Regions from separate parts of the Homo sapiens genome. Here region 1 is linked to region 2. A link is a contact called in ENCODE Hi-C data. All regions are on one chromosome and are shown on one strand. Each heading gives the region's core, a stretch centred on a gene start or an enhancer-like site at or near the end of the contact. The rest is flanking DNA. Distances are from core to core; before and after follow the strand shown.

Evidence for each region. A loop is a pair of places that touch in the nucleus more often than their neighbours do. Pooled maps may share reads with other maps.
Region 1: a map with no recorded cell type shows a loop between it and region 2 (2.4-fold over the local background). The contact joins the promoter of DPP4-DT here to the enhancer-like site in region 2. A Hi-C loop is called at or near these places in 3 of 37 single-sample maps with no recorded cell type and 2 of 50 pooled maps.

Annotation. Positions count from the first base shown.
Region 1 is chr2:162,073,607-162,079,873 of GRCh38, forward strand. DPP4-DT (DPP4 divergent transcript) reads left to right here and starts at 1,251. Exons shown (of 3, transcript NR_147697.1): 1 at 1,251-1,329; 2 at 1,872-2,005; 3 at 3,624-4,326. DPP4 (dipeptidyl peptidase 4) reads right to left here and starts at 609. Exons shown (of 26, transcript NM_001935.4): 1 at 370-609. The coding sequence starts at 375. It also overlaps the pseudogene TIMM8AP1. RefSeq lists enhancers at 128-327, 762-1,459, a silencer at 478-737 and a promoter at 1,014-2,790.
Region 2 is chr2:160,211,139-160,217,569 of GRCh38, forward strand. No RefSeq gene overlaps it. Among named protein-coding and RNA genes, the nearest start is that of ITGB6, 14 kb to the left of the region's middle. Within about 2 kb of position 3,378, at least 7 of the 41 ENCODE cell types and tissues checked have a DNase peak (open chromatin) inside an H3K27ac peak, as active enhancers do.

The DNA of each region.
Region 1 (6,267 bases), core at 1-2,500, 1.9 Mb after region 2:
GACCGCGGGCTGGGGGTGGGGGTGGCGTCTGGAGTGCGCCAGTTGGAGTTCTCTAAGGCGGGTGCCCTTGAACTTGTGCCTTCAGAGCACATTAGCGTTGGTTTCTCTACCCCTGCCCGGGTTCGGGCGTGCGTTCTGTGAGTGGCTCTCCGGGACATTCAAAGCTCGACGCCAGGGTCCTAGCAGAAGCCAGGGTCCGAAAGCTAAGCGAGAGCTCTGGGACGTCCCTTCACCTGTCAGAGGGTGGCCTTGGGGCTTCCGCCTAAGGGGAGTCCCTGGTCCGGTTTCGCCAGCTTTTGGGCCATTTGGGGAGTTTGGCGAAGAGGTCCCCACAGCTCGCCCCGGGGACGTACGTGGCGCGGCACTCACCTTCATCGTCGGCGTCTCCTCGGAAGTGAGCGTTCAGAGAAGGAGCGCAGGCAGAAGTCACCGCGGGCGGCGGAGACGCGCGTCCTGCACCGCTGCTCCGGGCGGTGGAGTCACTCGCCGCTGGCAAGTTTCGGCCCCGAGTTAAACATTAGTGAGCGCCGAGCCCGCTGGGTATAAAGGCGCCGCGGGCAGGCTGCAGGGCAGGCGGCGCGGGAGCAGGCGCGCGTGGCGCGGGGCACTGGCATCCCGGCCGGGGGGAGCCCGCGAGGGCCCCCTGAGGGCGGTGTAGGGCGCTGGGCGGCAGCCGGGGCGCAGAGTGCGGGGCCCGGAGGAGCCGTGGGGGAGGGGAAAGGGCGCGCGGCCTCGGATGCGCAGACCCTGGGCCGGCGACTCGGGGACCCTGCTCCCTCTTAGCTAAAAATGACGTCGGCGTTCAGCTCCTCCAACCTCACGTGGACAGGCGAGGGAACCGAGACCCAGAGAGGGCAGGGGACTTTGGCAAACTCACACAGCCCACCGCAGGCAACTGGAACTGAAACCCAGGACTCCGTCTCTTGCCAGTGAAAGTTATGTTAGGAAGCAGTGAGGGGTCTAAAGCAGTATGAAAGGCAAAGAGAAAAGGTGATTGTTCCCTCTTGAATGGCCCTTGGAAGCTGAGTATCTGGATTCACCCTCCCTAGGGAATTTCCCGATTGTCTTGCAGGCTTACACACTCATCAAGATGACAAAAATAATGACAGTAACACTTATGTGGAACTTGACTTTTTCCCAGGTGCTGCTCTAAGCATTTACTGTGTTTGTTTTACAGGAAGGAAGACTGTACACAGAGAATAAATAACTTGGCCAAGCCATTCAGCTAGGAAGTTGTAGATCCTAAATTAAGAGTTCAAGGTCTTAATGGCTACTCTATGCGGCCTCTCATAGTCTTTTCAAGGGTTTTGGAGAAGAATAAAAGATCAGGTATGGCTTCTCCCTCCCCCAGCTCTCTATTGTTCCCTAAAGGATTATTCATTCGTTCATTCATTCCTACATCCTCCCATTTATTCCAGTCATCCACAGATGTTTGAGTGGTTACAATGTGCCAGCCTCCCTTCTAGGTACTGGAGATAAAGTGGGACAAGAGAGGTGAGGTCTGGACCCTTGGCACTTTCACGATAAAATACACAGGTAAACATTTGCCTTTAGGGCCCCCTGTGATTACTTCCACTCTTGCAGATAAGAGGATAAGGCCTCTTCAGCTTGTTCACAGCAGCTGAAAAGCAAAGCCTCTCTGTCAGTAGAGGTAAAAGATTAAGAATGCAGAGTCCGATGGGGCATTACCACATGATTATGAATTAATGCAATTTTCCATCTTTTATTTCCAATCCAGGCATTGCTTTTGAACTCAGTCATCTTTTCCCCCTTGCCCACTAGTTGCTTGTGATACATCAGTATCCTCACTCACCCCCAACTCCAGAGGCTGAAACTAACTCTCCTCCTCCCTCTTCCAACTGCTGAGGAAGATGAGTCAATGGTGTTACTGGACCCTGTGAACTGATGCTGTGAAGAGAGGCCATTTAACACGGACTACGGGGAATGGTGCCACAGGGGGCTCAGTGCTGCCCTTCACTCTCAGCATTTTGCTCACTCAGCATTGGTAAGCCACATCAGCCTCGGTGAAGGAAGTCTGGAGAGTTAAGCCTGTGCTTCATCTCCATGCCAGCACCATGGCACTCATTGTACATTCAGCAAGCCCCAAGGAAGCTGGCAGGAGGCTGGCTGACATCTACGGGACAGGTCAATTTGTTCTCTGGAGGGCACTCCATGAGACGCAAATATCTTCACACCCTGTGCCCATTTCAAGAGACTCTCTCACATGCCTCCCCCACCTTGACCTCTGTGTCACCAGTCTTTCAATCTTGTTTTTTCCAAATCCTTAAGGTAGCAGCTGGCCAACACATTAGCCACCACTGATGAGTCAGTGTAGATCTTACATTGGGCCATCTCTTTTTTCTTGCAAAATAGAAAAGCAGATGTTCTGCTCAAAGTTCTGTTTGTCAGTAAGATTTCCCTTTCTGCTGTGTTTCAGGACATCCCTGGGAGGGACTCTGATGCAGCAGCCATCTACTTATTGCTAGTGCCAGCTTACTTTGCATAACATTGACTCCTTTCCCTCATCTGTTGCCTAGTTGTAGGAAACTCCTTGTGAAGCTATAGGTGTGCACTGAGGGAGAGACATTGAGTCAATGGGAGCAGGCATCATAGAGTCTAAGTTTTCTGCTAGTCTGAGTTTCTTGTGCCTTGTGGACCTGGTGGGCTTATCTCCTTTATCATATAGATACAATTTTCGCTTAATAATAGCATGCTCCTGCAAATGCCCAATTTTATCATGTGGTAGATTAGGCAACACTCAGTTTATTAGGGTAGCTAGGTTGTGCAGTTACTTGATGTTATGGATTGAATTGTGTCCCTCCAAAAGATATATTAGAATCCCAACCTTTAGGACTTCAGAGTGTGACATTATTTGAATATAGGGTCTTTACAGAGTTAATCAATTTTTTTGAATCTTATATAGCTTTTATTTCAGTGATCAAAAGAATGCAGTAAATGGAATCTACACTAATTAACATTAGGCATGCACCTCTACCTGAAACTGCTGTTAGCTTATGATTGGCCTAAATCTTTATAACTTATTTAGGCACATCATTGAATTTTTTGTACCCTGATATACAGGGTAAGTTAATTTCTTCCTTGTGGCAGTCTAGTAATAAGAATTATGTTCACTGGCTAGATTCCTTTAAAACTAAAGACCTCTAGACTCTCAGGCTGCCTACCTTACCTTGAGACTATACTTAATATGGATATTTAAGCAAATCATCATATAGGAAAGGGAGATCATCAAGAAAACTGAAGTGTACTGTATAAACACTCTTACAGATATTTTTCTCCAGCATTGATAATCAAACACTAGATAAGGATACTAAATTATTCTTCCCCCACTTCTGCCCTTTCTGAAAAACACAAGGATCTCCCTTGAAATCGAAATGACTCCACACAAATGAGAGATTTTTATGTATGTGGTCCCACTATCAAAATAATAGGAAGCAGTTAATGGGGCTTTGAGAAAAGCATAGTCCCGTGTACAGTAATATGCATCTAAATAGAGTTTTCCATTCACCTGTCAATTATTTTCACAAGATTAGCATTAAAAAATACAAGCAAACATATGACCCTTAAGCTTCACACACAAAAAATTGGTCTTTGTTCATTCTCAGATGACAGGATGTCCCAAAAGTAACAAAAGATGGGAGCCAGTCCTCTCATAGCTGTTTCTTCAATCATCCCATCAACAGCTCTTCATTTATTGAACTACCTTCCTTTTCCAAAGAGGTAATGCTGAGATCAGTCAGAAAGGCTTTCTGAGAAAACTGGCTTGGATTTCTGGGTCTGTTGCAGTCAATTCAAGATGAACTGGCTTGTATCAATGAAGCGCTCAATGCAGTTCACAAAACAGGCCTCAGCCCGACTGTCCAACTTTGGCCCAGGCTTGTCCATGCACTTCTCCCAACAAAGTTCAGTCATCTGGTGCACCAGCTGCTGGAAGCGCTGCTTTTGAGTCTCTACCTCAATGAAAATGCTGCAACTGCGGGTCCACTGCACCCAAACCCGCCGCAGAGGAAGAGCAGGAGGAATCCATCCCAGGACAACCATGCTTGCAGAGACGAACTCCGCACCAACCTTCACGTGTCTCCACGACCTAGTTAATCAATTTAAAATGAGGTCACTAGGGTGGGCCCCAATCCAATATGACTGATAACTTTATAAAAAGGAGAGATTTGGATACAGAAAGAGACAGAGTGAAAACCATGTGAAGAAACATAGGAAAAGATGGCAGCTACAAGCCAAGGAGAAGCTTGCAGTGTGTATTCATCTGTTCTCATGCTGTTAATAAAGACATACCTGAGACTGGGTAATTTATAAAGGAAAGAAACTTAATTGACTCACACTTCCACATGCTGGGGATGCCTCACAATCACGCCTGAAGGCGAATGAGGAGTAAAGTCATGTCTTACATGGTGGCAGGCAAGAGAGCTTGTGTAGGGGAACTCCCCTTTATAAAATCATCAGATCTTGTGAGACTTATTCACTATCACAAGTACAGCACAGGAAAGACCTACCCCCATGATTCAATTACCTCCCACTAGGTCCCTCCCACAATACATGGGAATCATGGGAGCTATAATTCAAGATGAGATTTGGGTGGGGACACAGCCAAACCATATCATTCCATCCCTGGTCCCTCCCAAATCTCATGTCCTCACACTTCAAAACCAATCATGCCATGCTAACAGTCCCCCAAGTCTTAACTCATTTCAGCATTGACTCAAAAGTCCACAGTCCAAAGTTTCATCTGAGACAAAGCAAGTCCCTTCTGCCTACGACTCTGTAAAATCACTAGCAAGTTAGTTACTTCCTAGATATAATGGGGTTATAGGTGTTGGGTAAATACAACCATTCCAAATGGGAGAAATTGGCCAAAATGAAGGGGCTACAGGTGCCATGCAAATCTGAAATCCAGCAGGTCAGTCAAATCTTAAAGCTCCAAAATTATCTCCTTTGACTCCATGTCTCACATCCAAGTCATGCTAATGCAAGAGGTGGGTTGCCATGGTCTTGGGCAGCTCTGCCCCTGTAGTTTTGCAGGGTTCAGGCCCCCTCCTGGCTGCTTTCACAGGCTGGCGTTGAGTATATGTGGCTTTTCCAGTTACACGGAACAAGCTGTCCCTGGATCTACCATTCTGGGGGCTGGAGGATGGTGGCCCTCTTCTCACAGCTCCACTAGGCAGTGCCCCAGTGGAGACTCTGTGTGGGGGCTCATATCCCACATTTCCCTTCTGCACTGCCCTAGTAGAGGTTCTCCATGATGGTTCTGCTCCTATAGTACACCTCTGCTTGGGCATCTGGGAGTTTCCATTCATCCTCTGAAATCTAGGCATAGGTTCCCAAACCTCAATTCTTGATTTCTGTGCACCCACATGCCCAACACCACATGTAAGCTGCCAAGGCATGGGGCTTGCTTCTCTGAAGCAATGGCTTGAGCTCTACATTGGCCCCTTTTAGCCACAGCTGGGACACAGGGCACCAAGTCCTGAGACTGCACAAAGAAGCAAGGCCCTTGGCCTAGCCCATGAAACCATTTTTGCCTCCTAGGCCTCCTGGCTTGTGATGGAAGGGGCTGCGTGAAGTCCTCTGACTTGCCGTGGAGACATTTTCCCCATTGTTTGGTGATTAACATTTGGCTCCTCATTTCTGCAGCCAGCTTGAATTTTTCAGAAAATGGGGTTTTCATTTTAATTGCATCATCAGGCTGCAGATTTTCCAAACTTTTATGCTCTGCTTCCCTTTTAAACATAAGTTCCAATTCCAAACCATATATTTGTGAATGCATAAAACTGAATGCTTTTAACAGTACCCAAGTCACCTCTTGAATGCTTTGCTGCTTAGAAATTTTTGCCAGATACCCTAAAGAATCTCTCTCAAGTTCAAAGTTCCACAAATCTCTAGGGCAGGGGCAAACTGCCACCAGTCTCTTTGCTAAAACATGGCAAGAGTCACCACTGCTCCAGTTCTTAACAAGTTCCTCATCTGCATGAGACCACCTCAGCCTGGACTTTATTGTCCATATCACTTTGCCTGTTACCAGGTTCCAAAGTCTCTTCCACATTTTTGGGTATCTTTACAGTAGCACCCCACTCCTGGTACCAGGTTACTGTATTAGTCTGTTCTCACGTTGCTAATAAAGACATACCCAAGACTGGATAATTTATAAAGGAAAGAGGCTTAATTGACTCACAGTTCCACATGTCTGGGGAGGCCTCACAATCGTGGCTGAAGACAAATGAGGAGCAAAGTCACATT
Region 2 (6,431 bases), core at 2,128-4,627:
TCAGTCCAGACCTTGGTGGATTGATTATTGGACATTTGTGGCATGGTATAGATTGGTCTTGAAATTGTTTAGGCCCTATTAGGCAACCAAAGATTAGGAAGACAGGATTTAAACGTTAACCAACAGAAGGATTTATTTTTATGAATGTTGCTGGAGGAGGAGCACAGCTTCCTAAAATGTGATCTGAAGTGAGCTGTTAATCCTTGCCCTGATAATGAAATGCTCCTGCAGTTTATTTAATATAGACTATTAAATCTTCCATCAGAAACTCACAATGTGCATTATAACCTATTAAACACTTCAAGAAGCCCCACAGGGAAGAAAATTGTTTACTTTTGTTTAACAATTAAACAAAAAACTATTTTCATTATCCTATGATAATATTGTAGTCAGATTTCTTAGGAAAAGGCGGGTGTGAATTCATGTGTTTACTGCTGCCTTTTTTGTGCATTCTGCAATTCAAAGATCTTTCAAGATGGGTTTTCCAGGAGACGATTCATTTTCCCAGGAAAGCCCAGAGAGGAGGTCCATTTTGATAATAGTTCAGATAAAACACTTGCAATAGTGATGGCTCATTATAAATTTCTGGACTCAGACCCAGCCTTATAACCTAGTATAGTTAACCTAGTGACTATAGCCCAGATACTACAGTTTTATTACTGAATGACGTAGACTGGTTTTCTTTGCGAAATGAATTTCGAATACGGCTATCTATTGTTTTCCTGTATCTTCTGGGCAGAGGATCCCAGTTGCTGCTTGCATCTGCCCTTGGTCTCTTTCTTTTTGGTACAATAGCCTGTCCTCAAGCTGTCATCTGCCTGTCTGTCCATCTACCCATCTTACTTGCAGAAGGTCCAGAAGAGTAGCTCCGTTAAGGAAACAGCATTCTCTTCCTAAGGTAGGAAGCATCTCTTCAGGTGAGAAAGTGTGCAGCATTTTTTCCAAACTTGGATTTTCTGCTGCTTTCTTATGATGCAGGCATCAGGCAAGGTGGGAGCAATCTGAATGAGTTTGGCTCTCTTCTGTTGACACCGTCATTCTTAAAATGACCAGTTTTATCAAGAGTGTGCTTCTTTCATTGTTGCAGTAATCTGAATGAATGTATATGTATATATATGGTCATTTGTCCACCTCCTGGGGTCAAAATAGTATATAAGAGTCACTGCAATTCATTCTGCTTGGTTTTCTAAGGAAAAAGTAAAATATGATGTAGGTGTTTTAAAAATGGAATCCAGTAGCAGATAGGAAACAAAAAGGAGATATATTTGCAATTTGTGAGTCTTTCTCTTTTTTTCCATTTTTCTCAGATAAACAAGGTAGATCTTGTTTGCATGAGCTACATGCAATTACAGTAGTAGTCAGAGTCACAGTTTGAAAAGATCTAAAAACCAAGAAACACTGAGGCATGAAACAAAGTTTAGTTACTACATTGGCTTTACTTAGCTTTGGAATGAGTCAAAATTACAGTTATAATAACATTTTCAGACAACCTTACTCTAAATATGTCACATCATCTCACTTAAAAAAATGATTTAGCCTGTTTCATGGAACATTGCAAGTACGAATTCCTTGTTCCTGATAACAGCCCTAAAACAATAATAGCGAACAATGTCTCTTATAATATGCCAAACACTGTTATAAATCTTTATCACAATGTGAGGTGAGGTACTGATATTTTCCCCATTTAAATAATAATATGTAATTTAATATTTTAGAAGAGTTTTAGATTAGTACAATTTCTATATATCCCATAGCCAGCCGTCCCTATTATTAATATCTTATGTGAGTATGGTACATTTGTTACAATTTTTTTTTGAGACAGAGTCTCACTCTGTCGCCCAGGCTGGAGTGCCGTCTTGGCTCACTGCAACCTCTGCCTCCTGGATTCAAGTGATTCTCCTGCCTCAGCCTCCCGAGTAGCTGGGATTACAGGCATGTGCCACCACACCTGGCTAATTTTTGTATTTTTAGTAGGGGCGGGGTTTCACCATATTGGCAAGGCTGGTCTCGAACTTCTGACCTCAGGTGATCTGCCTGCCTTGGCCTCCCAGAGTGCTGGGATTACAGGTGAGAGTCACCGCACCTAGCCCATTTGTTACAATTAATAAACAAATATTAATACATTATTATTATCTAAAGTCCATACTTTTTTTCAGACTTCCTTAGTTTTTACCAAATGTCTTTTTTTCTGCTCAAGGCTCCTCTTGAATTCTCCCCATTTTACAGAAGAAAAAGAAAATGACTCAGGTTAAATAACTTGGTCGCAGTCTCATAGGCACTAAGCGGAAAAGTTGGCCTCAAATCCAGGCAGTCTGATGGTAGGCAGGTGGTTAACCTTAATACTAAACTATCGTTACCTTAATAGTGTTATTCAACTTGAATGACTGATTTGTCCAGGCAGCAGAGCAGCAGGGTAGTGTGCACACCTTACCCAGGGGGCTCCGCTGGTAGTCAGGGACTGGCCAGAGTCACATGGGCAGTTTTCAGTACTAGAACTAGAACAACAGCTCCGATTCTCAGAGCGTTGGGTGGCCTAAAACAACATAAATCAATTTTCTGACACACGGTTCAGGGAACCAGAAGCCTGAAAGCAAGCTGTCTGGAGGCTCTGAGGGAGAAGGGGTTCCCTCCCCCTCCCTAGCTTCCGGGGGCTGCCGGCACTTATTGGCATCCCTAGACTCGTAGATGCATCATTTCGATGCCTCGTCTTCACATCTTCTCCTCTGGCGTTCTCCTTCTCTGTGTCTTTTCCTCTTCTTATAAGGACACTTGTCTTCGGATTTAGGACCTACCCAAAAAATCTGGGATTATCTCATCTCAAGATCCTTTACTTAATTACATCTACAAAGACGCTTCTTCAAATAAGATTCCATCCACAGGTTCTGGGAAGGTGAACCTATATTTTGGATGCAGTCGTCATTCAATCCACTACAGGGGCTAGAAGTGCTCAAAGGGTTGTTGTGAGGATAAAATTAAATAGAATTACATGTGGTACTTGCAACAGTAGGCATGTTTTTTAAAATGACAGCCATTTTTATGATTACTCTTTTCTACAATATGAGTCCTCCTGATGCAAAAGTTTCCAAAATGCAATAAATTCGTTCATCCATGCCCAGTTTATACGACTATTATTCATTTTAATAATTGCTTTATATTACAGTTTGTAGTTTCTAAGTTTCTAACACTTGGTCCTGCCAGGAACTTCACAAGGCTGTGTGAATTCAGCCTCTTTTTTCCCTTTTCTTGGTGGCCTAGGTAGTGGTGAGCTGGGGGGCACCTTCGGTCCACACTTTCAGCTAACAACACTTGTCAGAAACACACACTGACATATGATCTTCTCATGAAGCCAGGGTCTTGATGAATGAATCCCTTGTCTGTTGCGGATGTGGGTAGACTTGCCACAGAAAAGCAGCTGGACAGCTTCAGCTGTTGCTCAGCTCTGTGGTCACCCTCTGTGGTTGCTGGGTGCTGCATGCTCCTTTTCTGCTCCAGATCTTTATTGAAGGGACAGAATTCCATCTTGGGGCTGAGCATGGACCCCCACCCACCCCACGGTGCATTACTGCTCCATCCCTTGCCTGGGCTGTGTTCTGCAGTCACGCCTGGCAGTACAGGACTCTGAGCTGGCTTCAGTGAATTCCTTCTGCATTTGTCACAGAGTGTCCAAATGTTAGAGCAGGAAGGGTGAGCCAAGTCCAACCCACTCATTGTCTCTCCATTCCCTTCTTCACACCGTTGTTGAGTAGATGCACTGAGCATCCACTTTAGTAAGGCATGATGCCAGGAGCCACTTATGGTGGCCAGCAAGCACCATGGGCAAGCAGTGGGGCACCCCACACCTCCTGAGGAGCTGTCCGTGTGGTTTCCAGTGAGTGTTGATGGTTTATGTGTTACCTAGAAAAAAACCTTTAATACACCCATTTTAAAGACCTGGGTTTATCTGCTGATAGAACTTGAGGAGTCTTTGATTTTGGAAGGGGGAAAAAATTGCATCTTCATTTGCAGTAAGCCCAGAGTGAAATTAAACATTTTCTTCCGTTACAAATGTAGACAACAAACCACTGTAATATTAGCAGTACTTGGAACTCTCACCAACAGGAATTACACATATTTTTCACATCACTTTACAGTTGTTGCAGATATCTCAAAATGTTGTCAACGCTTAGCACTGTGTCAAAATCACAGTGTTCATTAGCTCTGCCAGTGACCTTTTTATTTAAAGTGTTAATAAAGAGGTACATGTGTTACTATAATGTAAATTTGTTTTTCAATAATTTGATAACCATGTTTCAGTCTAATTGGCTTTCTTTCTAATTGTATGTAGTTTATTTTAGGAATTTTAAAACATTATTTTTTTCTGAAAAGGGATTCATAGCCTGCATTAGACTGCCAGAAAAGCATATGGCACACAGAACAAGTTCCGAACCCTTAAGTAAGGAAAGGACACTAGTCATGTAAGCCAAGGACCCTATTTTTAGACCCTCCAAATCCTGCTGAAAAGCTCTTCCTCCTTTTATCTCTGAAATAATATTGAGACATGTGCTATACAGTTTCAGGTCACATAACTGTTCCTGGATCACCCAACTAAATGTACAGGTTTTCCCTGTGGAAAGTAACAAACATAACCTGGGTTTCCAGAGTAGGGTATAGTACTTGGGAATTACTTGATCAACTTTTACTTCCCTTGATATTAGTTAGGCTGATACTTCCAGATTTTTCTTAACTACAAAGTTAAGAGAGACCCTGGGTTTTGAGAGAGTACAGAAATGAGTCCTGTCAATGACTGGAAGGTTGAAAATTAAAACATCGTAAAGAAAAGTTTAAACAATTTTTATGTACCTAATTAATGCATTGATTTATGCATTTATCTTAAATTCAACTTTTCTTCAGCCCATACTTTTTTACTTTTATTGTAGATATAACACCTTGACCTCTAGACTCAGACCCAGCCCTTGATCTAGTAACTGTAGCCCAGGTACTACAGTTTTAGTACTGAATGACCTAGGCTAGCCCACCACTAAATGACCTGTGGTGAGCCACATTTGCATTTCCATGTGTCAGTCCATGAATGAACATCTTAAATATTAGCTATTGTATATAGTCCTCTCTGGGTGGCCCACACTTCCATTTGGTGAGCAGTGCCATCTTTGTTCAGGCAATAAATTGAATATTGTGTTAAATTAAATACATTTGGTTGATGTGATTATTTCAAGTAATTGGATGGGAAAGATAAAGGTGTGTGAATACTATTTGCAAGAAGAGATGTCATGAACTTGGAAGTCATTAGGTTGAAAGCAGCACACACTTAGCCTCGTGGATGCCCACTGAACGGAAGAGAAGGGTACAATTTTAAAAACCTATAGAAACACACCCCTGAAGCCCAAGTAAAGGGTGGGATGGAATTGGGGGTGTAAAAGCTTTTAACTCTCTGGAACAGACTCTTTATTCCCTTATTCCATGTCCCCTTAGAGCAAACTTTTATACCCTTAACTTCCACACATGCTTCAGAAAACAGCCTGTCTGCTTTTGACAAGCAATTTAAAAAATTCACTCTTCCAACCTCCACCTCCCTAAATGGTAGTCATAATTTTTGTACCCAAAAAATTATTTCCATCACCCCCTAAAACCTGCTCAGCTCCATACCAAGCTTCTTAGCTCATAGGTAGGCGATGAAGTGGTCTTCAACCCACTTTAGCCTTTAAGTGGTCGGACATCTCCCAGCCCTTTCCCTCCACTCACATGTTATGCAACTGGCCAAAACACTCTTTTTATAGGTCAACTGTCTTTGATGAGTTTCCATAACCTACAGAACAAAATCCAAATAACTTAACCTGACATTCAAAGCCTTCCATAACTTTGCATGACTTCCATAACGTGCATGACTCACTCTCCTGTGAAAGCAATACCTCCTGAAAAATAGATTCTTTTCCCATTTCCCAAACAACCCATTTTTTACCAGCATAGAAATACATGCTCCAACCCACCACATCTGGTTAGATTATACTTATCCTTAACATCCTTAACTGCCAAGATCATGTCTAATATCTCTTCAAGTATCTTTGGTTAAAATGCCTGTCCTATGTGAATTTCCAGAGTCCTGAATATGTTATTCAGTTGGGACTTTTTATGAACTATGTTGAAGCTGTGACATATGTTCTTTAACTAAATTGTATTTTAATTTCTGGTTTTTGTTTGTTTGTTTGTTTGTTTGTTTCTCAAGACAGGCTCTTGCTCTGTTGCCCAGGCTGGATTGTGGTGGTGTGATCATAGTTCACCACACCAGGCTGAAGTGATTTTCCCACCTTAGCCTCCCAAGCAGCTGGTACTACAGGTGCGTGCCACCATGCCCAGCTACTTAAAAAAAACATTGGTAGAGATGGGGTCTCTGCCTGTTGACCAGCCTGGTCTTGAACTCTTGGGCTTAAATGGTC